Linked DNA regions of Mus musculus: regions 1, 2, 4 and 5 are each linked to region 3. The links are chromatin loops, found by intact Hi-C in ENCODE. Cell type or tissue: heart. All regions are shown on one strand. Region 1 has its middle 8.8 kb from the start of Gm41312. Region 2 overlaps Oxr1 (oxidation resistance 1). Region 3 holds the start of Oxr1 (oxidation resistance 1). Region 4 overlaps Oxr1 (oxidation resistance 1). Region 5 overlaps Oxr1 (oxidation resistance 1).

The links. Hi-C counts contacts between places; a loop is a spot of excess contacts. Peaks named below come from ENCODE experiments on the same cell type or tissue, not always from the same donor. Only the 100,000 strongest peaks of a DNase experiment are listed, where the experiment ranks them.
Region 1: it touches region 3 in a loop (2.8-fold over the local background); 8 of 42 quality-filtered maps call a loop at or near these places.
Region 2: a loop joins it to region 3, with 6 times the contacts of the local background. A loop is called at or near these places in 12 of 42 quality-filtered maps.
Region 4: a loop joins it to region 3, with 3 times the contacts of the local background. A loop is called at or near these places in 6 of 42 quality-filtered maps.
Region 5: a loop joins it to region 3, with 2.2 times the contacts of the local background. A loop is called at or near these places in 5 of 42 quality-filtered maps.

What each region holds. Positions count from the first base shown.
Region 1 is chr15:41,323,745-41,328,744 of GRCm38, forward strand. No RefSeq gene overlaps it. Among named protein-coding and RNA genes, the nearest start is that of Gm41312, 8.8 kb to the left of the region's middle. In heart, a CTCF peak has its summit at 2,101 (motif pointing right); no DNase peak of the experiment used is centred here.
Region 2 is chr15:41,654,246-41,659,245 of GRCm38, forward strand. All of the region lies in intron 3 of Oxr1 (oxidation resistance 1), which reads left to right. Among named protein-coding and RNA genes, the nearest start is that of Oxr1, 210 kb to the left of the region's middle. In heart, a CTCF peak has its summit at 3,064 (motif pointing left); no DNase peak of the experiment used is centred here.
Region 3 is chr15:41,444,534-41,449,533 of GRCm38, forward strand. It overlaps Oxr1 (oxidation resistance 1), which reads left to right and starts at 2,949. Exons shown (of 17, transcript NM_001130166.1): 1 at 2,949-3,056. In heart, a CTCF peak has its summit at 2,997; DNase peaks (open chromatin) are centred at 2,138, 2,738 and 4,088; H3K4me3 peaks cover 2,501 bases; H3K27ac peaks cover 1,529 bases; H3K27me3 peaks cover 238 bases.
Region 4 is chr15:41,786,435-41,791,434 of GRCm38, forward strand. All of the region lies in intron 3 of Oxr1 (oxidation resistance 1), which reads left to right. Among named protein-coding and RNA genes, the nearest start is that of Abra, 81 kb to the right of the region's middle. In heart, no CTCF peak of the experiment used is centred here; DNase peaks (open chromatin) are centred at 2,207, 2,617 and 3,107; H3K4me3 peaks cover 2,416 bases; H3K27ac peaks cover 1,612 bases.
Region 5 is chr15:41,610,536-41,615,535 of GRCm38, forward strand. All of the region lies in intron 2 of Oxr1 (oxidation resistance 1), which reads left to right. Among named protein-coding and RNA genes, the nearest start is that of Oxr1, 170 kb to the left of the region's middle. In heart, no CTCF peak of the experiment used is centred here; a DNase peak (open chromatin) is centred at 1,906; H3K27ac peaks cover 460 bases.

The DNA of each region.
Region 1 (5,000 bases), 120 kb before region 3:
CCCAAGACAACTGAGATGTGTTTTGGCTACAGCATCCTATCCTTGGGCCAAGGGTGTGAACCAGCCTCCTCTGTGCAGTCTCCTCTTTGTTTGCTGTTTTCAGAGATTAAAGGAGGAAATGAACCGCTCATGATTTAGCTTGTCTCCACGGGGAGCTGTGACACTTCCCCGCACACAGCATTTTAGGAGATCATACTTAATCCTAGGCAGACTGTCATGCTGATGATGAGCAGGAACCTGTGGATATGATTAAGGGATGGCCTAGGCAGCTCCGTGAAGATTTCTCTCCACTTACCGTCAGCGTTGTGTTTAAAAAAAGTGATGGAAAAGAAAGGTGACCAGTGGAACCTGGAGGAACACTGCACAACGAGCTCTGAGAGAATTGTCTTGACCTGGTTCCCCGGCATGGAAGACATGCGTGAACCTTGAATCACTGGAACAGGTGTGCTTTCCCAAGTAGTACATGACATAGTTACTAAAGAAAGAATCAATTCAACTTGATAGTTACCAGGGCCAGGAAGCTAGGTGAACATTGTCACTACTGCCAATCTTACGAGAGTGATGTCCCCATAGAGCCCAGATGGCATATTTGAATTTGAAGCTGATTATGCCAAGAGGTGAGTGTGAGAGAGCCACTCAGATCTGTGAGCAGGACCATGGAAAAACTGCTATGATCCAAGAGCGTGAAGAGAGATAGACATGAAGAGGGATTTAGAACTCTCTAAAGCACCCGAGGGAATCAAAAGAACCGACGACGTACACATCCAGTGTAATAGTCATTCCCCTTCCTTTTGGTCTCTTCTAGTTCCATCGAAAATAACCGGAAGAAATCCCATCTGTTTAAAATGCACAACACAGAGTTAAGGGCATCAGAAACAAGTTTTCAGTGAAGATGCTTGCCTGCAAGATGAAGACAAAATTTGCAAGAAGTGCTAGAACAATAAGTAAATAATAAATAAAGTCAATTCAAACCAGGTACAAACCAGATTTGCTTCAGGAGCAAACCTAAGTGTGATATTGTATCCATTGTCTTTTGTGTGGTTCTGATACTGTGGATGGCAGCTTCTGGTTTTAGACTTGTGTGGTCAGTGTTGGTTCATTCAGTGCCAGATGGGTATCTAGTACCAATGGTGGGTAACCAGTACCAGTGGTGGGTATCCAGTACCAATGGTGGGTATTGAGCCAGAATATAAAAAGCTTTGCTGCAACTTAATCATCTTTACTTGAATCTCTGCTTCTCTCTGGGAAGCAGTGTAAACTTCCACACCAGCAAACCCAGCAGAGGGCAGAAAGTCCAATGATGTGAACTATCTGGGTTCCTCTAAACCGAGCCTTCCTATGGGCTAGAAGCACTTTGGGATTCCTCATATTAATGATGAAAGCTCACTTAGAAATTTTGAGTATATTAAGTTACACAAAAATGAACTTAAATAAGTTCTTGACGATTCACATAGAGGAAAGATTAAATTCGATCCAGAAAGTTGAATCTGAGAAATTTCATTCAACTGTGCCTTCAAGAAAGTTTGTGTATATAACTTTGCCACGTTGAGGCTGGAAGAGAATCTGCTGCAGGCCTGTCTCTGGGGGGTGTAGGTGTCAGTCTTTGTGTCCAGTGGTGGGATACTTAGAATAACGAAGTACATATTACAGTCTGACTAGAGTAAAGATGATTGTTAATTTCTTGTATGTGTGATCGACACTAGTTTTCAGTTTTGGTTTGGTTTGGTTTTTCGAGATAGGGTTTCTCTGTGTAGCCCTGGCTGTCCTGGAACTCACTTTGTAGACCAGGCTGGCCTCGAACTCAGAAATCTGCCTACCTCTGCCTCCCGAGTGCTGGGATTAAAAGTGTGTGCCACCACGCCTGGCTAGTTTTCAGTTTTAACACAGAAATTATATACAGCCATGACTTGAGAAAATAGTAGAAAAATGTAGTTAAACTTGTAATGATAAAAATGATTTTCAAATTCAGTGTTTATTTATAACATTTTAGTGAAATGATTCATGCTGGAAATATTCAAAAACGGTGATAATGAAAGCGCTCACTTCAGCTTGATAATTCTAGAGATACCGAAGTTCTATCTTGGCCACCAGAGGGCGATGTACATCACTACCTTGTAAAGAACAGCTGCATTGTAAACACAACAGAAATTAAATTTACAAAAATAAAAACGTATATAGTTGTATGAATAATTAGCAATTTTTTGAACATGTTCCCCTAGTAGACTCTAAAAACACGGTATGTGTGTTCATATTTGTGCCAAGGTGTATGGAGATCAAAAGACAACTAGTGGGATTTAGTTCCTTCCTACTAAATGGGTTCTGGGGACTGAATTTTGGATCACTGGGCTTGGTGACAAGTGTCTGTACCCACTGATCCATCTCGCCAACTTCTCAGTCACATTATTAATATTCTACCCAACAACAGCAGAACAGACATTCATTACAAAACTCACAATGCCCAGAGGAAGATGGAATATATTCTGAACTATTAAACATGTCTTCAAAGATTGTAAAGCATTTTAAGACATGCAAACTGTTTTACCTGTGAAGTATTTGGTGATAAATGAAAAAAAGAATCCATGTTAAAATATGTGGATTTTTGATAAATCAAAAAATAGGAAAAATTTTAAAGTAACAGATGCCTTACTCAGAAACTAAATCAGGTCTCAGATCATTAAATCGGCTTCCCTTTTAAGAAAGAAGATTGTGTAAATAAATGAATAAGTAACTAAAGTGAGTACAGGAAAATAACATGAAAGGAAAGACAAAATGTACAACACAGAGACCGGGCAAGGTGGAGACAGGGCCAGATAGAGATTAGGTCTGGTGGTGGAGACACACAGCTTTAATCCCAGCACTCACTGGGCAAAGGCAGTCGGATCCCTGTGAGTTTGAAACCAGCCTGGTCTACAGAGCGAGTTTCAGGACAACTAGCACTACACAGAGAAACCTTTTCTTCAAAACCAAAAATAAACAAGAGGGGAAGGGGGAAGGGGAGAGGGGAGGGGGAGAGGGAGAGGGAGAGGGAGAGGGAGGGAGAGGGAGAGAGAGAGAGAGAGAGAGAGAGAGAGAGAGAGAGAGAGAGAGAGAGAGAGAGAGAGAGAGAGATCTGAGACAGAAGGGAATTATTAGGTGAGATCATTTTATGGTTATTAAATCGATGGACCGAGGCAGAAAACCCATGACATCACCACAGATCCCAGAGGGCTGCTGTCTATCACAGCACTTGTAACTGTAACCTGTGAATGAACAAAAGAATAGTTGTATGGTCACTGATCTTTCCTATATGATGGTGATAGGACTTTTTGTCTGTTTCTTTTGTTTTGTTTGTTTCCTTGGACTTCTGTGTTATTGAGACAGGATCTTATACTGTATCCCAGGATAATCTGATACTATGTGCTCCAAGCTGTCCTAGAACTTGTAACAGTTCTCCTGCCTTAGCCTTCCAGCCTGCAGTTAGCCTGGCTTCCAGGTATGATAACCACACCTAGCTTTCATCCACAAGATTTGAGAATTTCTCTCTGGGGCCTTCACTGAATCTTTTACTTACACAACAGTGTTGTGATACTATATATGTGTCCCCCTTGTCCCTACTGCAGACAAAGCCTCTGCAGGCATGTGCTAGGAAGGTGTGGGGAAACATAAACATCAAGCACATTAAACTAGTGATGACTAGCTTCAGACAAAACAGATCAAATGCTAGCAGAGTCAGTAAGTTCACTCAGGGTAAATTATTGGGAGCTTGATGGTTTTTCGAAGGAAAAACCAGCCAAAAATGGAAGAAGAATGGTTTCTCCTATTATCAAGAATGAACATATTTTAATTACATTCCAACCACCTGAAATTCCTCTTTGCAGTATCTCTGTATTGGGACCAACTTTTATTCTTACTGTTTTCATTATGTTTTTACCTCAAAAAAAAATCTATACTTTTAAAAAATCTTTTCCTGAAAAGAAGTATTCCACAATTTCTGAATCACAATAAGAATCAATGTCTGGAGACTTATGACAAGATAAAATCTCATTTTTTCTAAGATCATTTTCTCCTATTTTTATATCTCTATTTACATAAATTGCGTCATTCTCATTTTTAAATGATGTATTCTAAACAGAATTCTACATATATTAAGTTTCTGGCAAGCACTGTGCTAGTCTGAAAAAAGAAAAGCTGATATCCCACATATGTATCCCTTTCCTAATCCCTAGAAGCTGTGAATGTTACCTTACATATCGAAAAGTGAACATCCATCTTATCTTCAATATAACTCTTTATAGATGTAAGATCTTCAGACTAAGATGTCATTCTGGATTGTTCTAGGATCTGGCTGTCATTACAGTATCTTCAGGAGAAAGAGGCAAAGGACAGCTTTGCACATAAGCACATGTGTGCACACACATGCAGATACACTGCTTACATACAAGGCTTTATATATAAACAAATACATATATGTACACACATGTATGCACACATGTTTACAAACAAGGTTTTATATATAACCAAACACATGTAAGCACACACATAGGCACCAATGCACAAGAAAGTGAATTAGAGTCAGAGGAGATTGGGTAACATGAAGCAAAAAAAAACAAAAAACAAAAAACATTAATTTCAGGGTCTGGTAGTCAGAATCATAGGCCAAATTTATTGGAGTTTGTTATAATAACTCACAAAAATTATTTTAGCTGTTTGATGTCTTTAATTTAAAATTTAAAAATATATCCAGGAGGAAGCCTTAGTAGCTAATATATTCATGTCTTGTCATTTAGAGGAAGAGCTGAACTAGTAATTCAATCCACTAAGATTTGTTTTAGATTGACATTTTTAGTAAGTCACATGAAGGCTGAAGGCAAATCAATACAAATTATATGATTCCAGTTTGAAATCCTGAAGTACTTCCAGCTCAACTGCATGTTGATCAGCAACCAGTAAAGTCAGTTGTCACTGAGGTTCCCAAATGGGTGAGCAGCATATAAAAGTCTTACCAGTTTCAATTACATACA
Region 2 (5,000 bases), 210 kb after region 3:
CCCCAGAGAGAAGAGTGCTCAGGAATTTTGAACTTTGCTGGAGACTGTTATATAACGGGACTAAATCCATTGAGCTAAAAACTTCTGTATACCTGCCTTTCCAGTGGGTCCTTGAATAAGCAATTCTTCAAAAGTAACAGTTTGCAGCATTTCAGGTAAATTTAAGATGAAAAGCTTTGTACGTGGGTACACGGCAGGTAGGAAGTTGTGGATATGAAGTAAGAAGATGGCTACTTGGTCCTGCATACTTCTTAATTTGGAGAAATTTGGGTATGTTTGATCAAATAGTGGAAGCTGGGGCTTAGACAATCAAAATGCTATTGGGGAAGTTGAATATTTCTGGCACCTGAAATCCCACAGTCTCAATATGGAGTGTTTGCCTGAAATGACAATATTTTTTCTCAGGTATTTCAGATACTTACATATTTATATATTCAAACATACATTAAATATTTTATATTATACATCATAACCAGGAAAGTAGGTTTCTAGTTCTAAAATCTGGGGCATGTTCTGGTTTCTTATGAGGCATTGCTTCCTTCAAACTTGATGAAATGCCTCACGTAGGCTGTGTGCTCTTTCGGAATTTGCTGGTTGAGACTGCTTTCCATTGCTTCCCCTTCCTTGGTCTTCTCATAGCTTTCCGTGTTCTCGATGACTTTCTCCAGGCTTTAAAAAAATAATAAACATGTAGAAAACATAGTGTTCTAAGGGGTATCTATCATCAAAGACTTTTGATTGATATAAGACAGTAGAGCAGACAGGTGCATATTTCCACTTTCAAAATTTAATGTTAGCACATTTCAAAAAAATGAATCAACCAGAAAATCCCATAAGGCGTATGTCACTGCCTCTTTGCCAGGGTCCTTTGCTCCTGCTTTTTGTCACATATGCAACCTTCTATACATTTCTGATTTATGAACTGATCAGGAAGAGTAAGTGTTTTGCCTTCAGAAAATAAAATTTGTCTTATAAACTCCTTATTCCATCTAAATAAGACAAAAAGGTTGACACACTAACAAGCTTGGACCATAGTGGATAAAAATCCCAAGACTATAGAAAAATAGAAGTCTAGAAGTTAAATTTCAGGACAGAGAAGTAAGCTGTGGGTTATTTTCTTGTTGTATTTACTCTGTGTGCATGCTTGTGCACACATTTATAGGGTGTAGTTACCTGTGTATGCACACGTTTCTGCATGTGGGTATTGGGTGCACTTGTCTATGTTGTACATGCACTTGTGCATATGTATATTCGCTGTACTTACTTGTGTGTGTATGTGCTTGTGCATGTGTGTATTGGCTGTACATACCTGTGTGTATATGCTTGCCCATGTATATGTTGAGTAGACTTACCTGTGTGTGTACATGGAAATCCAGAGGTTGACTTCAAGTGTCTTTTTTATTGTTCTCCATCTCACTTTATGAAACAGGATATCACCAAGACTGGCTTATCTCTACCCGACTAAGTACAAGTGTTACAGGCATGTCCTACCACACCTAGTTTTTGTGTAGTTCATGGGGATCTAAACTCTCATGCTTGTGCTGAAAGCACTTCACCCCCTGAGCCATCTTCCCAGCCTCATGGCAAATTTTTAATTCATGAATTTGCAATGGTTTGATTTCTTATCAGTTTCAAAAACATGTTTAATTACTGTGTTGAAAGAGTTGTTTGGATTCTCAGCTTTAATTTGTCTCTGTAACCTCTCTTCTAATTTGACTCTCAAAGCATTATTTTTAAAACTAAAATATATCAACTATGTAACTGAAAGTTCATTTCATAAAACAAATCTATTTCCGTATCCCTTCATTTAAAAAGTACCGTTAGTAAAAAAACAACAGCATTTTAAAACTCCATGTGTGTTACAGTTCTCTTCTGCAATGGGGCAGAAAGAAAAGGGGATTTATTAGAATGACTGACAGACTGTGGTGGACTGTCCCGTCTGCTCTTGACCAGCAAGAACAACACGACACAGTCGGATTCTTGCCTCGATACTTCTATGGGACCCCAGGCGCCCAGGGAGGCCTGCTTATATGCACCCCAGCACAGGAGAAGGCTCTGTGGCCCCCTCTGATTGGTCAGTCAGCCGGCACTCAATTTGCATGCACCCACTTGGGAAGGGTTGGCACCAAATTTGAATTGACGCCTGCGCAGTGGTGTTGTTTATGACAAAGGCAACCGGAAACCGGCACCATCTTGGAGTTGGCTTCCCACAGTGGACCACAGTCCAACAATGGCTAGCTACTGAGAGAAAGTCTAAGTTTTCAGTAATTGTTCAGTCTGCAAGTCTGGGTGTCTCAGTTGGTCTTCAGTATACTCCAGAATCCCACAAAAGTGGACTCTAATGCCGGTGAAGGAACGGACTCTCCAGTGTGAGCCAGAGGAAGCAGGCAAATAGCAAAAGTTTCTTTCTTCCTTGGTCATTATCTAGTCTGCCATGGCTGGAAGGTGTAGCCCAGATTTAAGGTGGAACTTCTTCTCTCAAAGAATCAGGATTTAGGGTGGGTCTTCACATTTCTAAAGATCCAATCTAGAGAACTCCCTCACAGGTGTACCTAGCCACTTGGCTTTTAGCTAATTGACGATGGAGTGCGGATGACAATCATGAATAGCCATCACAGGATGAATTAGGAATTTCATATTCCAGAATAAAATAAGTCCCTCTATCCTATCTCAGGTAATCCTCAGAACAATTCTGTTACACTCTGTCTATACAGATGAGGAATCATGTCTAAAAGATGCAGAAGAGGTAAACATGAACCATACATGACAGGCTCTGCAGGCAAAATTCGTTCCCCATTTTAGGCCTGAAGAGGCAGATCTGTCATTGAACAGGAGGACAGCCATTCCTCATAGGGGTTGAACAGAGATAGTCTATGGGTGACATAGTACAGTGACATTTCTAGAGGTAACACAGTGTCCTAAATAATCTCATGGAAAGAAACTGTACCCATCAACCTGTAGACCAGCCAGCCAATATGCCCTTTCTTTGCAGGGTACCTTTCAGTGTCTCAATTCAGGATTTGTACAACTGAAAATCCCAGGGATCCCTCTGGTGGTACAGTGCAGTACTACAACTAAGTCGATCCCTGGCCCTCTACAATTCACTGTATTTGAATCAAGCTGGAAGAATTTTTATTTTAAGAAAAGCTAGAACAATTTGAAATGCCTCTTTAGGTTAATGAGAGATGTAAATAGCTTCTCTAGGAATTGATTTTTGACCTCAGTTATCTTTCACAAACTTCTGTATAGCATCTATTTCCTACTGAGAGAACCTTAAGAAATAGATTATGCCTTCTTTGCACACATGGCTGTCCTTAATTAACCCTAATAGAAGGTGTTCATTAAAAGTAGCATCATATCAAAAATTGATAGCATGCAAACTCACTTTTTATAGAACAATCAGTCTTTGAATTCGTATAATAAAATTTCACTTATTTAGAATAAGTAGAGGGAAAGCTAGCTACTCTGTCTATATGAAGCCTCAATCTTCATTTGAACCTTTAAAAAGTAAAAATAAGTCACTAGATGAGTACTGCATTTTAGGTAAGAATGTCTCACTCTCCCCTCTCCCCTCTCCCCTCTCTCCCCTCTCCCCTCTCTCCCCTCTCCCCTTTCTCCCCTCTCTCCCCTCTCCCCTCTCTCCCCTCTCCCCTCTCTCCCCTCTCTCCTCTCTCCCCTCTCCCCTTTCTCCCCTCTCTCCCCTCTCCCTTCTCTCCCCTCCCCCCCCTCCCCTCTCTCCCCTCCCCCCCCCCTCTCTCTCTGTGTCTGTGTATTCTGCTCTGTTCTGCCCTAGACAGCTTCTCTTGCTACTCATAAAACTCTGGTTGAGGCAGCTCTCTCTTCAGGTAAAAATTCTACAAGATATCTGGATAGCTCATGTTTTTCTGACCAATGTTAGAAAAACTGCTACAAAAGAACTATTAAGTCATCTGACCAAGTCAGAAATCCTGTTAAGAAAAAAACTCATCAAGAGCCGCTTTGCTCTCCAAAGATCTCCAGACTGCTCAGCTCTCACTAGCGAAAATTATAGAGAACTGCTACCACTTTCTGCTAGTTCATCCCATGAAGACCAAAAGCCATTTTTAAATTTACATATCAATTCAGTTCTTTATTCCAGGCTCCCTTTTGATTATTCTATGAATCTACATACTGGTGGCCCCAGCCCTTTGATTCTTAGGAAACAGCAAGCATAAGTTTTCTTTTAAGATAGCAAAATCATTTAGAGATCTGATTGCCTCAGTTACACAAAGACGCTAAACTAGCTGGGTGGGACCCTATCCTGAAATTACCATATGTACCACACCTGGGGCTAACCTTGCCATGTCCCAGGCTGACCTTGAACTCAGGAATCTGCCTATATTTGTATCTGCTTGCCTTTGTATCTTTCTGATAAGTTGACTCATTAATGCAACTCCCTTTGTTCCTTTAGATTCATGAAGTTCTCATAATTCATATTGCGTCCTTATTTTTGCATAGTTGAGAAATTATATATTTTCAAACTCATGTATTTAGAGCTCTTCTCCATAACCTTTAGGGCTGAAAGTCCCAGTGCTTGCCATTTGCTGAGACATAGCCACACCTTCACCTCCTGGACTCCTGCTGTCTGATTATCAAGGAGTCAATAACATTAACAGAGAAACCATTCCTCGGAGGAATGTGAAATAATATACATTGTTACACAAACAAGTGTTATGCCACTACAGTCATCAATACTGCTGGAGGCTCACACTGGGATTCTGTCCTAGGGGCAGGAACCAAGTCTCTCTGTCCCCACCAGGGCCACGCCTGCTCAGCAGCCAAAGAAAGTCAAAAGCTTGTGGGTTCAGCTGGGTGGAGTATAGTGAAATTAAATATCAGAGAGAATTTAACAAATTCTAGAATGTCTACAGTTTTTATTTTTCTAAATATAGCTGTTGTCTGTCTAGAAGAGTATAGATGTCACTTTGCCTCTGTAGAATGTCAAGATTAGCAGACATTCAAAGTGACTTTAATCAGTTGAC
Region 3 (5,000 bases):
AAATAACAGCAATAACAACACCCCAAAGCTTTAGTAATAGGGAACCTGTCCTTTCCTATAGAGATAGACTGGAATGGAGGTCTCAGCAGCCTATGGCTCATTAGACAGCTTTAATGAGAGTGACTCCACTTTGGAAGCAACCCAGGCCTGAAATAAAGATGAAAAGGCTACAAAGAGGGGACTAACTGTTGCCTTTAGGGAGGCAAATCAAAGTATTCTCACCTGGGAAAAGGAAGAAAAAAACCTCTTCAAAGTGGTATCCTTTTGCTCATTTTGATAACTCAGACCGAATATGCCAATAGTCTCTGTCTCTGTCACTCTCTTTGTGTGTCTCTGTCTCTCTGTCTCTGTCTGACTGTGTCTCCCTGTCTCTCTCTCTCTGTTTCTCTGTCTCTGTCTCTCTCTCTCTTTGACTGCAGGGGAGGCAAGACTCTTCAGGAAGGCAATGCACACTGTTTCGTAAGTTTCATGGGTACCTTCAGCTACTAGATATTTTCCTTTTGAGAATCTTTCTCTAGGGAAGATAGATTCATCTGTGTGGGTCTAGACAGCCAATTGGGTTTGTATTTTAAGCCTCATGAGAGTAAGTCTTGATCTGTTTTGACAAAGAAAATAAGATTGTCAACTTTGTCCCTGATGCATGGATGGGAGTGCATTCTGCTCGTAGGGAAGGAATATTAACACCAGCACAGGAAACAGTGCTTAGAACAGGGGAATACTGCTCTATGGTCCCGTGTCGGGCAGGAGGTCCCACCTCTGTGAACCAATGTATAATTTTCTCAATGTATCTATGCTAGTGAGTTGCTTTCACTTGGCATTCAAAGTCTTGAACGCAGTACATTTTGAACCATAGGTTTTATGTAGGAACCGAAACAGACTTTAAAGTGAAGGCATGTCCCCCTACAGAGAGTGTGTGTGCAGTGTCAAAGAAATGTCAAGATCACACCACCTCAAGTGTGACTGGCAGGAAGTAATAGTGTGATGGCACCCGTGTGCACAGCATTCATCTCTCATCCCATGTTACTTAGGACAGGAAAGGATAGATAAGCTTAAGAGATAGCTTCAGAGGAAAGAAAGTTAAACATAAAACTAGACTGTGATTGCAAATTGAAGGATCTGATTTAGGAGTATGTCTTGAGCAGAGACATACACTGTTATAGCGCTGTTAAAAAGTACAACCGTGTGCCTTCTGTTGGCAAGCCAAGCTTTCCTAAGTCTCAATAATGGCAAGTGAATGCATTTTTATTGAGCATGTACTGTGAGCTCTTGGTGAAGCTCAGTTCTAGTCCATGCATAACCTCAAAAGACATAAATGAACTGGGATAAAATAGTCACTTTCAAGAGAACGCAAAATCTAGGCTCTGGATTTCCTTCTTACAAGTAGAGAAAACAAGATTACCAAATTCATTAGCTGCACTGAAAACTGCGCCTAGTTTCCTGATTTCTTACTCTAACTACAGCTATGGATTTCAGGAAATAATAGGTTATATTTAAACTTGGGTAATTTCTCATCCGGCAGATTTTGGGTTCAATTAGGTATTATTTCAGGCAACAGTTGTCTCCAGGCTTCAACGTCCTCTTCTGTCAAATAAAAGCAATGAATTCTTAACTGATGAATCTAATTTGGTGACTTCCAGAGAAAAAGCTAAAACTATAACTTGACCCAGGAAATATGTGAACATCTCATTCTTATAATTGAAATCTTTATTGATTTTTTCAGGGTAAAAAATAATGGGTTTCATTACGAAATGCATGTACATCACTATGCTTTTCTCAAATTCATTTCTTTTCCTTTTCAGTATAAATATTTCCTCCTCCCCTTTCCTCTTGGCTTTCGTTTTACAGACTGATGGACGTTTCACTTTCAAAGGAGAGAAGAGATAACACTAGTTGTCAGCAATTGAGGTGGGGTATCCTGGAGATTAATAGTGAGAACCCACTCACTACCAGGTTTTGAGAGGCCTTTGGGCTGATTTGCTGGTCGGATTGATGCAGTCTCATCTTGGCAAAGGGACCGACTTCCTTCAAGAAAGGGCCGAGGTCCAGTCTACCTAGTTGTACTTTGGCCCCTACCCCTACTCCTCTCTCATAATTTCCCAGGCAGAGTTGGAAAGGTGGGAGCGGTGGAAGTAGAAGGCAGCAGGCAGGGAAAGTAAATTACAGTTCAGGCAACAGGAACAGTGCCTCCAAGGTCAGGCTGAGTGTCAACTAATTATGTAAAATCCTGCGGAAATAGAAGTCGGGGAGAAGCCCAGCCTACTCTTGTATTTAAGGAGATCTTTCCAGAGCCCCTTTCAACCCACAGCCCCATACCTTCACCCTTTGGCCAGATCTTTGTATTTTGCCCGCCTTCCTTGATTTCTCGTTCCAATTCCACCAGAATAACCCTGAAAACTTTTTTCTTCCTCTTGGTAAGTCAGTAGCAGAGGAGCTTTCCCATAATTTCAGACCAGTATCTTCTCGATGTCTCTGTCTAAGGCCCTGAGGCTAGGGCTGCTGGGCAGCTCTGGGGACCGGGGACGGGAAGGGGTGCCATACCCCGCAGCCTGGAGTTGGGACTCTGCTCTGGCTACCCTGGCAGGTGTCTGTTCTTGGGGCACGGTTTCCCAGGGCAGGGGTCCAGGAGGACGCCAGCTCCCGGAGCCCGAGAGTTCGCTGCGGGGACGCGCGGAAAGGGGGTGCGCTGGCAGCCGGTAGCTTCCTTCCGCAGGAGCTATTTTTAGCAGGGCTTCGCCCCCCCTTTTCCCGGAGCCGCCGGCGTGGTCGCCTCCAGCTCGTGGCCGTCGCTCTGCAGCTCGGCGCCGCCTCCCCCGCCGCGGATGGCTCTTGGTAGCTTCCACGCGGGCAGGTCCGGAAACTGAGCAAGTCTGCAAGCGCTCCGCGGCCCCGGCGGCGGCGACGGCGGTGGGGGCAGAGCTGGGCTGCGTCAGGCTGAGCGCAGTCCGCGCGCGGCCGCGGGAGCGCAGTGCCAGCGCCGCCCGGCCCCACCGAGAGGGGCGCACTCGCCGCTACGGGGCTCGCACCGCTCGCCGCAGCCCCCTCCCGCCGACCCGCAAGTAAGTTTGTGCGGCTGCTGGGCGCCGCCGGGGCGAGGGCTAGGCGCTGGGGGAGCTGGGGATGGCGAGCGGGAAGAGCGCCTGGACACCCGGAGAGCGGGCAGCCTTCTGCCTCCGGAGTCCCGCGCTTCTCCCAACCGCTGGGCAGGTAGAGAGCTCCTGCTTACAAGGATGCTCTAGCAAAAGCTATAATGAGCAGACCCCGGAGGGTAGGACTGGCTCAGGGTTCAGGTGTGGGTCACTCTGGAAGGAAGAAGGACCGCGGATGAGGGAGCGGACCCGGCAGGCCAGGAGCCGGCTAGTGCCCGATGGGGAAGGGAAGGTTTGGAGAGCAGGGACCTGCCTGGGAACAGCCAAAAAGGGAAAGTGGTGTCCCTAGGACTGACAGAGGGTCAGAGAGCAAAATAGAAGGGCGGTGTGTCCTGAACCAGGATGACAGAAGGGGAGATAGATGGAAAGTGGGGCGTGTGAAAAGCGGATTTGTAGGAGAGTAAAGGACGCCAGTGGAAGGGTCAGTGGGCGCCTGATGGGCGGGTGAACTTGGTTAATTCGGGGAATCAGAACAAGCTTAGGTAGATATGATGGAAAGAGGCAGATTTAATTCAAGCCTCCGGAGGGAGTGTGTGAGGCAACACGTTGTGAGAACCAGCGGGTTTAGAAAGTGGCCTGGAAGGGAGGGCTGGAAAGGTGATGAGGGATATGGGGGAATGTGAGCAGGGAGTGGGGTAGATTCATGCCTAGGATAGGGAGGAAGGGGAGTTGCAAACCTGTGCATAGGGTTGGAGGCTTCCGTGAGTCAAGTCCCATGGTAGAGGTTTAGAGGTACTTCTCTGAGGTTCCTCTTCCATCTCCTATCTGGTTTGGAGGCTCCTAGGATCCTGGACAGAGATGAAGCAGGGAGGAAGGTAGTCACTTAAGGGGAGCCACCAGTGCTTTCGCTTACCGGATTGTGTATCCGGGTTCCTTTTAAGCAATGTGGGGCTGGGTTTGTGCGTTACACAGAGGGGGAGTGGTGTGTGTTCTAGGCCAAGGGGATCCCTAGTCTCCTATGGGGAGGGGGAATTTGTGTTTTGGGCTGGTTAGTAAGGTAGAAGTCTGCAGCGTGCAACACGCAGCAGGGGGTGTACATGCATGCGCTTTGCAGGTGCGTGGTGCAGGCCAGGGGTCCTCCGAGCTGTGCAGTCTGTCTCCACGACTGGGAGATCAGGACTCTGGACGTGGTCCAGGACAGGATTAAGGGAAACGTGCTTCCGCTTCCAGTATGTCTTCTGCCTCCTTTTGCTGGTTACATTCTTTCTGGCCCAGTGATGGGTTTCCATAGCCTCCCTCTGGTTACCTTTTATTTGAAACCTGATGCTGTTTGTCTCCCCTGATTTCTGTGCTTAGAGGATGCATCTCAGGCAGGGTTGTTCCCATCTTTCTACTCAGGGAAGGAATCTGAGAAGTCCCTGATGTCACAGGGGCTCTGGAATCATGGGGCCTTCTCAAAGGACATGATGATCATAACATCTGTGGATTCCGTAAGCAGGTAGCTTCAAATGGACTGGGAGAGGCAGTGAGTAGGTTGGGAACAGTGACCATTACTTACCTGTGTTTTGAAGGGGGGTGGGGGGGCTTCCTCTCAGTTCCAGGCATGCAAATCAATGACTTACGAAGGGAAAGACCAGATTAGTTCAATAAGCATCGGAAATTATGTTGCAAAATAAAATGTCCATTTGACTAGCAGAGATTTTACCCACCAGCTACATGAATCAAGAAGAATCTGCAGGTTCCAGGTTGAGAAATGGCAATGAAGAGGTGGGTGTCACCACGACCACGTCTTCTCAAGCTCTGTCTAGCTGAGCATGGTTTGTTGGTGGGCAGCTTTTAAAGCTGCACTGTTGGAGTAGGAAATGAAGCTGAAGCAGGGGCTGGAAACCGGGGCCATCTGTGTGCACTAAGGAC
Region 4 (5,000 bases), 340 kb after region 3:
AGACCAAGATCAAAAGTCGAGTTTAGGGGAAGGTAGGGACAGGAGAAAGGACCTCTTTCTGAGTCAAAATATAGAAAGGAACTCATATAGAAAGATAAGGAGAAAAACTGAAGAAAAATGAGCATTCATATTTGATGGCCTATGTATGATTCTCTGGGTCCTGTAGAAGATAAAGTAACATTTGGGTGATAAGTTTGGTACTTCACCAGGATGATGACAGTTCAGATAACATGTGTAGTGCACAGGACAAAAGGTTGACTGTATAGAAGTATTAGGGTTCATCTGAATTTAAATCAAATTTGTAAAGCATTCAGTCATATGGTATACAGTCAGTATGGTATACAGTTTGTCCAGAAGCTCTGGCCTTCTGTGATACAGATGCAGAAATGGGGGAGAGGGGCTAACTCCTTGTAAAATTGTACTTGAAGCAGAAGAATGCAGGTTCATACTGTTTGCAAACGTGGGTATTAAGAACTCAAACACTATTTGCTTATGCTAACCACAAAAGCAAGTACATTTAGTGAGACAAGAGAAAACAGACTCTAGAAAAGTAATTTCGGTTTATCAAGGTTTTTCTTTAAACATATTTTTGAAGCACCCTCTCTTTCTGTCTTCCCCTCCCTCCCTCTCCCTCTCTATCCTTCTCTCTCTAAACTTTATTTTGAGACATCTTAGTAGGATGCTCAGGTTGGCTTTGGACGTTTAGTGTCACCTTATGTTCTATTAGAGCCAGGACTGCAGGCCTGTGCCTACCAACCCTGGCTCACATGCTGATGCTCTCAGAGAACTCAGGGAGGTACTGAGCTGAGTAATGCCTTCTACTGAAATGTAAGTCTCAGATATAACCAAGACAAACTAACCACTGTTCTTAGGATGTTAAAAGGAGTTACATTCCTGGCTGGTTTATGGATAACAGTCTAGAAGTCCAAAACAAACAAGGCCAGATTTTGTTGGCAATGCCCCCTTCTAGTTACAGACTGTCTTAGCTGTGGATTCTCATGTGGCAGGTAGGTCAGAGCTCATGGCGGCTGTATCTACCAGGGGGCTATATCCTGGTCAAGAGGGCCTCGACCATGACTTAATGACTTCAGTAAAACCTCCTGTGGGGATTAGGGTTTGAACATCTGACTTGGGGTATCACAAACACTGTACTTATAGCACCTGACCAATATGTCCTTAAGAGATACAGAAGGAAGGCTGGAGCAGATTTAAAACCAAGCAACACTTCTGAACATACGGATGCTTGCTGAGAATGCAATTTTGTTGGCCTCTTTGTCCTAAGCACTGTAAATTAGGCATTCTGGGGAAACTGCCCACACAGTCTATATTTTTAACCAGATATAAAGTTGATGCTGCTGTTAGGATCCTGAAGTTTATTCAATCAAGTGAGAATTTAAACTGATAATGGTGAAGGCATGGGGAAAAAGCTGGGTCAAAAGATTTAAAACATTGATCAGAGGGCAGCAGCCCCAGAAAGAATTATCGTTAGTACTTCAGTAACTGGGCAAATAAGTTCCCCCATTTTCTGGACTCCATTCTTCAGAGTTCTTAGCCTTTTAATGTCCTAAGCAATTTACAACTTTTCCTCAACTACTTCAAGATACTGGAGATTCAAAAAAAGAGGGCTCATTTAATTTGCAGGAAAACTATCAAAAGTATAAACAGATATAAAAAGAATAAGCAGCTCTCCCAGGAAGCAAAACCGAGTAGTAAGCCTATGTGTCAAAACACACTGATCTTTCTCAAATCTCTTGTTTTCCACCTAAAAGGTGGATCTGTTCATCAGAGCCCTCACTGGATTGGATTCCTGCAAAAACAATTTAGCATTAGCTCATAAACTCACAGCGAACCTTACACATGGACACTGCAATATTTAAACTCCGACTGCAGTCTCAACATTGAAAGTACCCATCACTTCACTCTTAAAGATTGTTTTAAAGGTGCAAGTTTGTATATGATTTATCCGCTGCGGGCCCGCGGAGCTCCGACACAGACAGACAGACAGACAGACAGACACACACACACACACACACACACACACACACTCACAGGAGTTTCCCACATCATTAGCAAAAACTTTGCTGGGCTCTAGAACTTCTGGTACGCCTAGCAGTGTGTCTAAGCTGACTGCTAGCCCCACGTCGCCCCGGGGAGAGGGGAGAAGGCTAGGGGGTCCTCCCTTCCGCAGCGGTCCAGAAAGTCCGGCTGGGTCCGGGACGGGGCGGGGCAGGGCGGGAGGGGGGGAGCCGGCCTGCTCCACCGCGGAGGGACGGTGGGGGAGGGCGGATCGAAACGGCGCGGGAGACAGAAAGGTCCCGGCGATTCTAACCTTGGGTCCATTCAGGAAGAAGAGCCATGCTTTGCTAAGTTAAGCTCTGCCCCGAGTGGGGTGCGGCAGCGACTGGCAGAACTTTTTGGAAACTTTGTGCGTCCGGACTCCCCCGACAGGGCGGCCGATGGTCCGTCCCGGGCCGAAGGAGGAGGCCTGGCCCGCGCCGGTCGCCTCGAGGCGCGGAGCCGCCGCCCCCGGCTCGGCAGGCTGGGCGGGCGCTGTCGCGCGGCGGCCGCGGCCCAGAGAACCGAGGCGACGGGCGGCGGCATGGACTACCTGACCACGTTCACCGGCAAGAGCGGCCGGCTGCTGCGGGGCACGGCCAGCCGCCTGTGGGGGCTCGGCGGCGGCGGGGAAGCGCGGCAGGTGCGCTTCGAGGACTACCTGAGGGAGCCGGCTCCTGGCGACCCGGGCTGCGGGCCGGAGGAGCTCCGACCGCCCTCGCCGGCCAGTCCCGAGGGACCGGGTGAGTCCCCTAGACCCCGCGGGGCTTCGCCTCCCGGCGCGCGGACGGGGACCGGGACTGGGGAGGCGGCGCCACGGGCAGGTGTGCGGGCGCGCAGGTGTGCGGGGGCCCCGAGCCTTGCAGCTGCGTGGTGGCCCTTCCTGCCCCGGGCAGGCGCCACCGACTCGTCCCGATTCAGCGTGCGATCCTCCCCTCTCTTCTGCCTCCTCCAACCAGTTGTGACGTCCATGGAGTTGGACTTCCAGAACGCCGTGTGTGCGCAGCCTTTGCTTTGGTCAGTCGTTTTTCTTGGTGCGAGCCAGCTGCTAGGGCTGGTGTCCTAACTTTAAAAACAAAAACAAATGGTACTTTGTAATCGGAAGCGCTTCCCTCCCCTGGGGACCTACGTGAGTTTTGCACTGAGTGTTTGCTTGTGGCCGAACGTGGAAACTTTTCTCACGTATTTGTATTGAACCGCTGTGCCTTCTCATCCACCACGGCAACTTGGGCTACTCTTTTTAAAAAAAGTTTAGCCGGGCAGTGGTGGCGCAAGCCTTTCATCCCAGCACTTGGGAGGCAGAGGCAGGCGGATTTCTGAGTTCGAGGCCAGCCTGGTCTACAGAGTGAGTTCCAGGACAGCCAGGGCTACAGAGAAACCCTGCCTCGAAAAACAAAAACAAAACAAAAGCTGTAATGGCACGATACCGATCCCTACCGAGAAATGTAAAGTGCTGCGTAAGCATTCTGGTCTAACGCGTATGGTAGCTTTTCCAGCTTTGTTGGCTTTCTGTGGAATCAGGCATTTGTGTATATAGTTTTTGCAGCTTGTCTTCATATGTTTGTGGGTGCTTTAAAGGTGGCTAGTTAACTTGAGCAGTTCAATTTTAAAAGTTGAGAAAAATCACAAAATACATAAAAATTTGTCCATAATCCCGCACCACTGTTTATTATGGAGCATTGAAGTAATGAGTATTCATCACTGGGGGTGGGCATGTAACTTATGCTTTGAAGAAACTGGACCTTTAAAATCTAGTTTCAGCGTGTACCTTTAAATATATCTTTCTTTACTTTGCTCATTTTGTCTTCTTTCATTAGAATTCCTGATTTCTGTTCTTGAAATCAGAAAGAACAAAAAGGGTGTGTGTGTGGCGGAGGGGGAGGGGGGGAGAGGGGGTAAATTTGTAAAGTTATTGGCTGGATTAAGAATAATTTTAAAGTTGAGACCAGGAATAAAGAATTATACTTGAGGATGTTTGAGTAAAAATAATTAATGAAATTAATTTTCCTACTTGAAGACAGTTGCTCTTGGTCAGTCTCTGAATGGGTGACTGCATAATATGTGGACTACCCAGCTAGAGAGGGATATAATTGATGTCTAACAGATATGCACAGACATACAGAGCTTTCATTTTTTAAAATACAGTGAGCACACCACTAGATCTGACATTTGTCTTCAGATCTGCAACTTCAGGAGCTATACAAACGCCTCTTCTGTTGAAACTGCTTATGAGTTCCCTGTCCATTCTAACGTTTGTGCTGCCCCAGAGCTCACAGTTTAAAGAGGCCCTGAGAAGTCTTTTGGTGGTGTGACCACAGTAAGTGGGTGGACCCGTCCTAGCTTTAACTTGTGAAAGAACTTAGAAAAGTTACCAAATCCCTCTGGGCCTGAATTTCCTTGTGTATGAATGTGGTTGGATTAAATGATCTCAGAGGTTCTCAGCTCTGGAGTCTTTACCATTGGGAGCAAATCTGGTGACAAAGATACTCGAGACAGCTTGGGAATAGCATGCAGCAGTTAAAAACATCGCCTGTCTAAAGTTAAGAGGCAGAGTTCTGAAGACTTCCAGTGAGCCATTGCTAAGGCTAGAGCTGAGGCGGGAGAGCCCCTGGCTGGCGTGCACAGAGTAGGTGTAGCTCCTTAACATTGTCCAGATTGTAAGGGGCAGCACACGTGCATTTGTATATAACTGCGCTTTTAAGATCTCTAAGCAGTCCTTGTTTAAAATAGGAATTTTCTTCTTTGGACCTTGCAGTTGGGTTTGGGCTGAGATACAGTTGTTCTTGCATCTTTAGCTTCTGTCATCCTTCTAGATAGATTTTTGGTTTGTTTGTGGTTGGTTGGTTGGTTGGTTGGTTGGTTTTTTACAGCTTACATTTCTGTATACCTGTCCTTTAAAAATTCTTGAGTCCTTTGACTCCTGTTAATGCCTCCTGTTAAGAGAT
Region 5 (5,000 bases), 170 kb after region 3:
TTTCATAAAATAGTTACCTGCTTCACACACACACAAAAAAGCACTTCTAAAAAATTATTTTCTTGCAAGCCACTGTCTCGTATTTTAGGAATTTTGATGTGCATGTAGAATTGGAGCCAGTATCAAAGCTTCCAACTGTGCAGCAACAGGCTGATTTTACAGGCATTGCAATGAAAGAAAAGATATAGATAGATGATGATGACACATACATGGAGGGAGAGAGGAGGGATAGATAGATGAGAGATAAATAAATCATAGGTAGATAATAGATAGATAGATAGATAGATCATAGATAAGTAGATGATAGGTGACAGACAGATATATAGGGAAGGAGGGTGAAGGAAGGAGCGAGAGAAAACATCTAAAAGCCAACAACAGACCTTAGCACATGAGCATATGAATATACCATGTTATTAATGGATCTCCATCTTTTTTCTTCTGCTATCTTCTCCTCACCATTCAAAAATGTACAGTTTTGCCCTAAACTATGAAATTTTTGTACACTGAGGCTAATTTATTTTCAATTCTGTGCTCTTATATTTTGAATACTTCCTTGGTGAAGCATTGTTATTTTTTAATTGATACACAGCAACTGTACATATTTATGGAATATGATATGTATGATAATTCAATACATACATGTAATGATCAAATCTGAGCAATTGGAATATGTATTAGCTCAATTTTCTTCTGTTAGGAACATTCACCATGCCCTGTACTAGCTATTTTGTAGTGTATAATTAATTGTTGTCAGCTATAATCACCCTTCTGTATTATGAAGCATTCTCTTTATGTCACTCTCTCTTCACCCCCCTAACCACTCTTCTCACACAATGCAGGAAGACGTTCTACCCTGTGGCAGTGCTTTGCTCTGAGAACTTGCTTGTTCTGAATTAAAGATTATTCAGTAAACATGACTGACTGTAGTTTGATATAATGTCTTCCTCCGATTGGCTATGGAACCATATGGGGTGAAAAGGCCCTATTCCTGAGTTACCCTGGGAGGTCTCCTGATGCATACTTGTGTGTGACTGGTACCCTTGCTCAAGCTATGCCTGGCAAGGTCTTCTCCTTTTGGTTTAATTAGAATCTCAGAGTTCTACATTGGATAAAACCTATGTTTTATCTAACAACACCAAAGCCAATATTGGTGTGCCTTCCATCAGTGGGTTATGTAACAATAATTAATTTAGTGTTTAAAAGTTTTAAGTAAATCCAGAGATCACAAGTTAAATAGAGTAATTACAAGGAAGGCTTCATAAAACAAGTTTGAAGTCTTAGTTCAAAAGTTTTCTGCTAATAAAAATAACCCGGCAAATTAAATGGAGGTTCAGGCTTTTTTCTTTTTTAAGTTTTAGAGTCAAGTGTATCTAGATGCCCCAAGTTAACAATAACTCCGTCTATTTATGCGTATGTGATAAGGTGATTCTCAGGGAGACACTGACAGGAGGGGATTCTCTGGAGAGTGCTATCAAAAACTCTGTCTGGTCTCCTCTGATGCAGCTGCCTGGCACAGTGGGATAAAATGTGCTACACTTTGACTTCAGAGTGTGGCTTCCAGGTAATCCATGAAAAATTTAACATTCCAGTTCTGTGTGGGAAGGGAGGAAGTGCTGCTGAGTCCAATAATTCAAGACTTTGTTGACTGCTCCCTAGCTTCTGCATTGCTACTAGGTGATATAAATGAAATGTCATTTCACTTCACAGAAGGAGCTGCCAGTTATTTTGCATAACAGACCAAGAATGAAAAGGATCATTTTGTACTGTTAAAGCCTTTGAGAGGAAGTGATCTATAACATGGAACTGAACAGGAAACTTCTTAAAGCAAGCCTGAGTCACTGCAAGCACTCAGAAAGACAGCTGTGACTCATCACAGGTCACCCAGAGGCTGGGGCTAGAGCTGGAAATAGAACACAGACCTCGGCCTTTTCTCCCCACCTACTTCCTCTGACGACTTACATCGATCTGTTGAGTCATGAGACCATAACGTAGTGCAGCTGTTTCCTGAACAGCTTTTCATTAAGGATTTTTGGCTTGTTCTAGTTTACTCAGCAGAAGCAGTACTTACTAAAGAGGCATTGAATTTTTATGCAGTGAACAAAGAAGCTAAGAAATGCAACAACAGAATTTGCTTACATATATATATATATATATAGCACCATTGTCTAGTGTTACTCTCTGATAAAAGAGTTGTGTCACAAATTGTTTAGTACTCTGAATGTCATTTGAAAGAAAGAGAAGAGCAGCTATCACCGATGATGAGCTAAGTTTTCTCTGTATTATGATTTTATCTATGTAAGTTTTTAGCTTTTAGAAAATCCATATAATAAACAATGCCACAATATGTTAGGCAGCTCTGAGCCTCATTAATCTCTCTGCCCAGACACTAATACGACTTTCTAGAGACTCAATCTGCGGAGGAATGAGAGGTAAAAAAAAAGGCTCCAACATCCTACAAATAAATAGACATTGATCTTCACGTATGCATGAATGTACATGTACCCTATAAACTGCAGCTTCATAGTATCAAATAGACCATTAAGTGCCTCAGACATCCTAACTGGCAAAATGTTGAAACAACTTCAACTGATATTTTATTCATATCCCACTTGGTAAGCTAGAGTATGCTCACTTAAGATCAAGTTATCTATTAATTTACTAAGTGCTTGCACCATAGCAGAGTCTGTGCCCAGCAATGGGGCCCACTGCTAAGCAAAATAATTACTTCCTTCTTCCTTGCTTCCAGAAACTTATCGAAGAACCATCTTCTCTCCTCCTATGTTTGCCTAAATAGGTGAAATATCTTCTGCTTCCTATGTAGCATCTTTCCCTAGGGGGAAGATGATCCTGATTTTTGAAAAAACATAGGCATATCAGTCTTATGGTTCTTATTTTCTTAATGTTTATGCTATGACTTTGCCTCACTTGTGCATACCAGGTTTTTACTACTGTATCAGTTTCTCATTTTTTTATTTCTCCCCTCACTAATGTAATAAATATATTGCTTGTGATATGTGGCATTTTATTATCATTTTATCACAAAGTCTGTCAAAAATACATCATTACGGCAAGCTTTCAACAGCTGTCATGAAGAAGCTGCAACTGGGCAAGATTCATTCACAGGTGTTCTGTTTTCTTTTACGTATTTGGTTTACTTTTATTTTATGTGCCTTGGTATTTTGATGGCATGTATGTCTCTGTGAGGATGTTGGATCTCCTGGAACTGGAGTTACAGAAAGTTATGAGGTTCCATGTGGTTTCTGGGAATTGAATTCATGTCCTCGGGAAGAACGCCAGTGCTCTTAACTGCTGAGTCATCCCTCCAGCACCTGTCCCATTCTCTTTAAAAAAGCATAGATTATTGACTATTAGCTGACTTGTACGCACAATAATTCACTATGTAGCTATCCTTTTAAAGAGTTTCCCGTTTGGTGCCTGTGTTATGTAAGCAAAGGACTATGTATGCAGAGCCACGGTTGATGAGCAGACATGGCCCTAGTAGTATAGTTTCCAGTGTACTCCTTACTATTCACCCTGAAGTTACTTTCAACACCATTTCATTTCATCAGTGCTTTGACAATGAGAATGGCCCAAGCCATGGAGAAGCTCTTTCATGCCCGGAAATATCTGCAGACTTTCATTATCCTGCTGAAATTGCCTATGCCTTCAAAGGCTGCCATGGCCAGTTTCCACAAGCAAGAAACAACACTTCTAATACATTATTTTCTCTTACCGTTTGTCTGGGGATATTGGTGAAGAACAAACAATCCATGAATTCTAGTGCGACACAGAGATCCATTTCTCATTTGCTAATACCTGTCATTCTAAGACATTCCCATCTAAACACAGCCCTGGTTTCAAGAACAACATTAATAATGATGACTGCTGAGTTTGGAGGCAGAATATAAATGTTGCGATTACCTCTTTCTCATACCTGTGCAAAATCAGGACTATTGATGGATGAAAATTTTCTATAAATATTATCATTTTATAAAACCAAATTAATTTTATAAAACGTTACAAAAGCATGAATTTCTAAATTATTACTGTTCTTAATGTGATCATTTAAGAAAAAGAATTGAAGAAAGACAGAATTCTTCCCTTTGCTCAGAAAGGAAAGTATGCACTCTCTAAAAAAATGACTGGCAGATAAAATAAAACCATGAAGGTAAAGAAAGAACTGTCTCAGATATTTAGTGTAAATACTTATAACAGTGTAACATATTTTACATTATGTATTTATTATATACAAATAGTACAATAAGTTAATATGCATGAAACTCAAGAACGAAGACCAAAGTGTGGACACTTTGCCCCTTCTTAGAATTGGGAACAAAACACCCAAGGAAGGAGTTACAGAGACAAAGTTTGGAGCTGTGATGAAAGGATGGACCATCTAGAGACTGCCATATCCAGGGATCCACCCCATAATCAGCTTCCAAACGCTGACACCATTGCACACACTAGCCAGATTTTGCTGAAAGGACCCAGATAGAGCTCTCTCTTGTGAGACAATGCCGGGGCCTAGCAAACACAGAAGTGGATGCTCACAGTCAGCTATTGGATGGATCACAGGGTCCCCAATGGAGGAGCTAGAGAGAGTACCCAAGGAGCTAAAGGGATCTGCAACCCTATAGGTGGAACAATATTATGAACTAACCAGTACCCCGGAGCTCTTGACTCTAGCTGCATATGTATCAAAAGATGGCCTAGTCGGCCATCACTGGAAAAAGAGGCCCATTGAACTTGCAAACTTTATATGCCCCAGTACAGGGGAATGCCAGGGCCAAAAAGTGGGAGTGGGTGGGTAGGGGAGTGGGGGGGGGTATGGGGGACTTTTGGGATAGCATATGAAATGTAAATGAAGAAAATACCTAATAAAAACATTTTTAAAAAGTTAATGTGCAAGTACCTATGTGTTAATTATGCATCTTATGTATACATATAAGACAGAAGTCAATGTCCACTCCAAGGAGAGAAAACTAAGGGGACATAGGGCA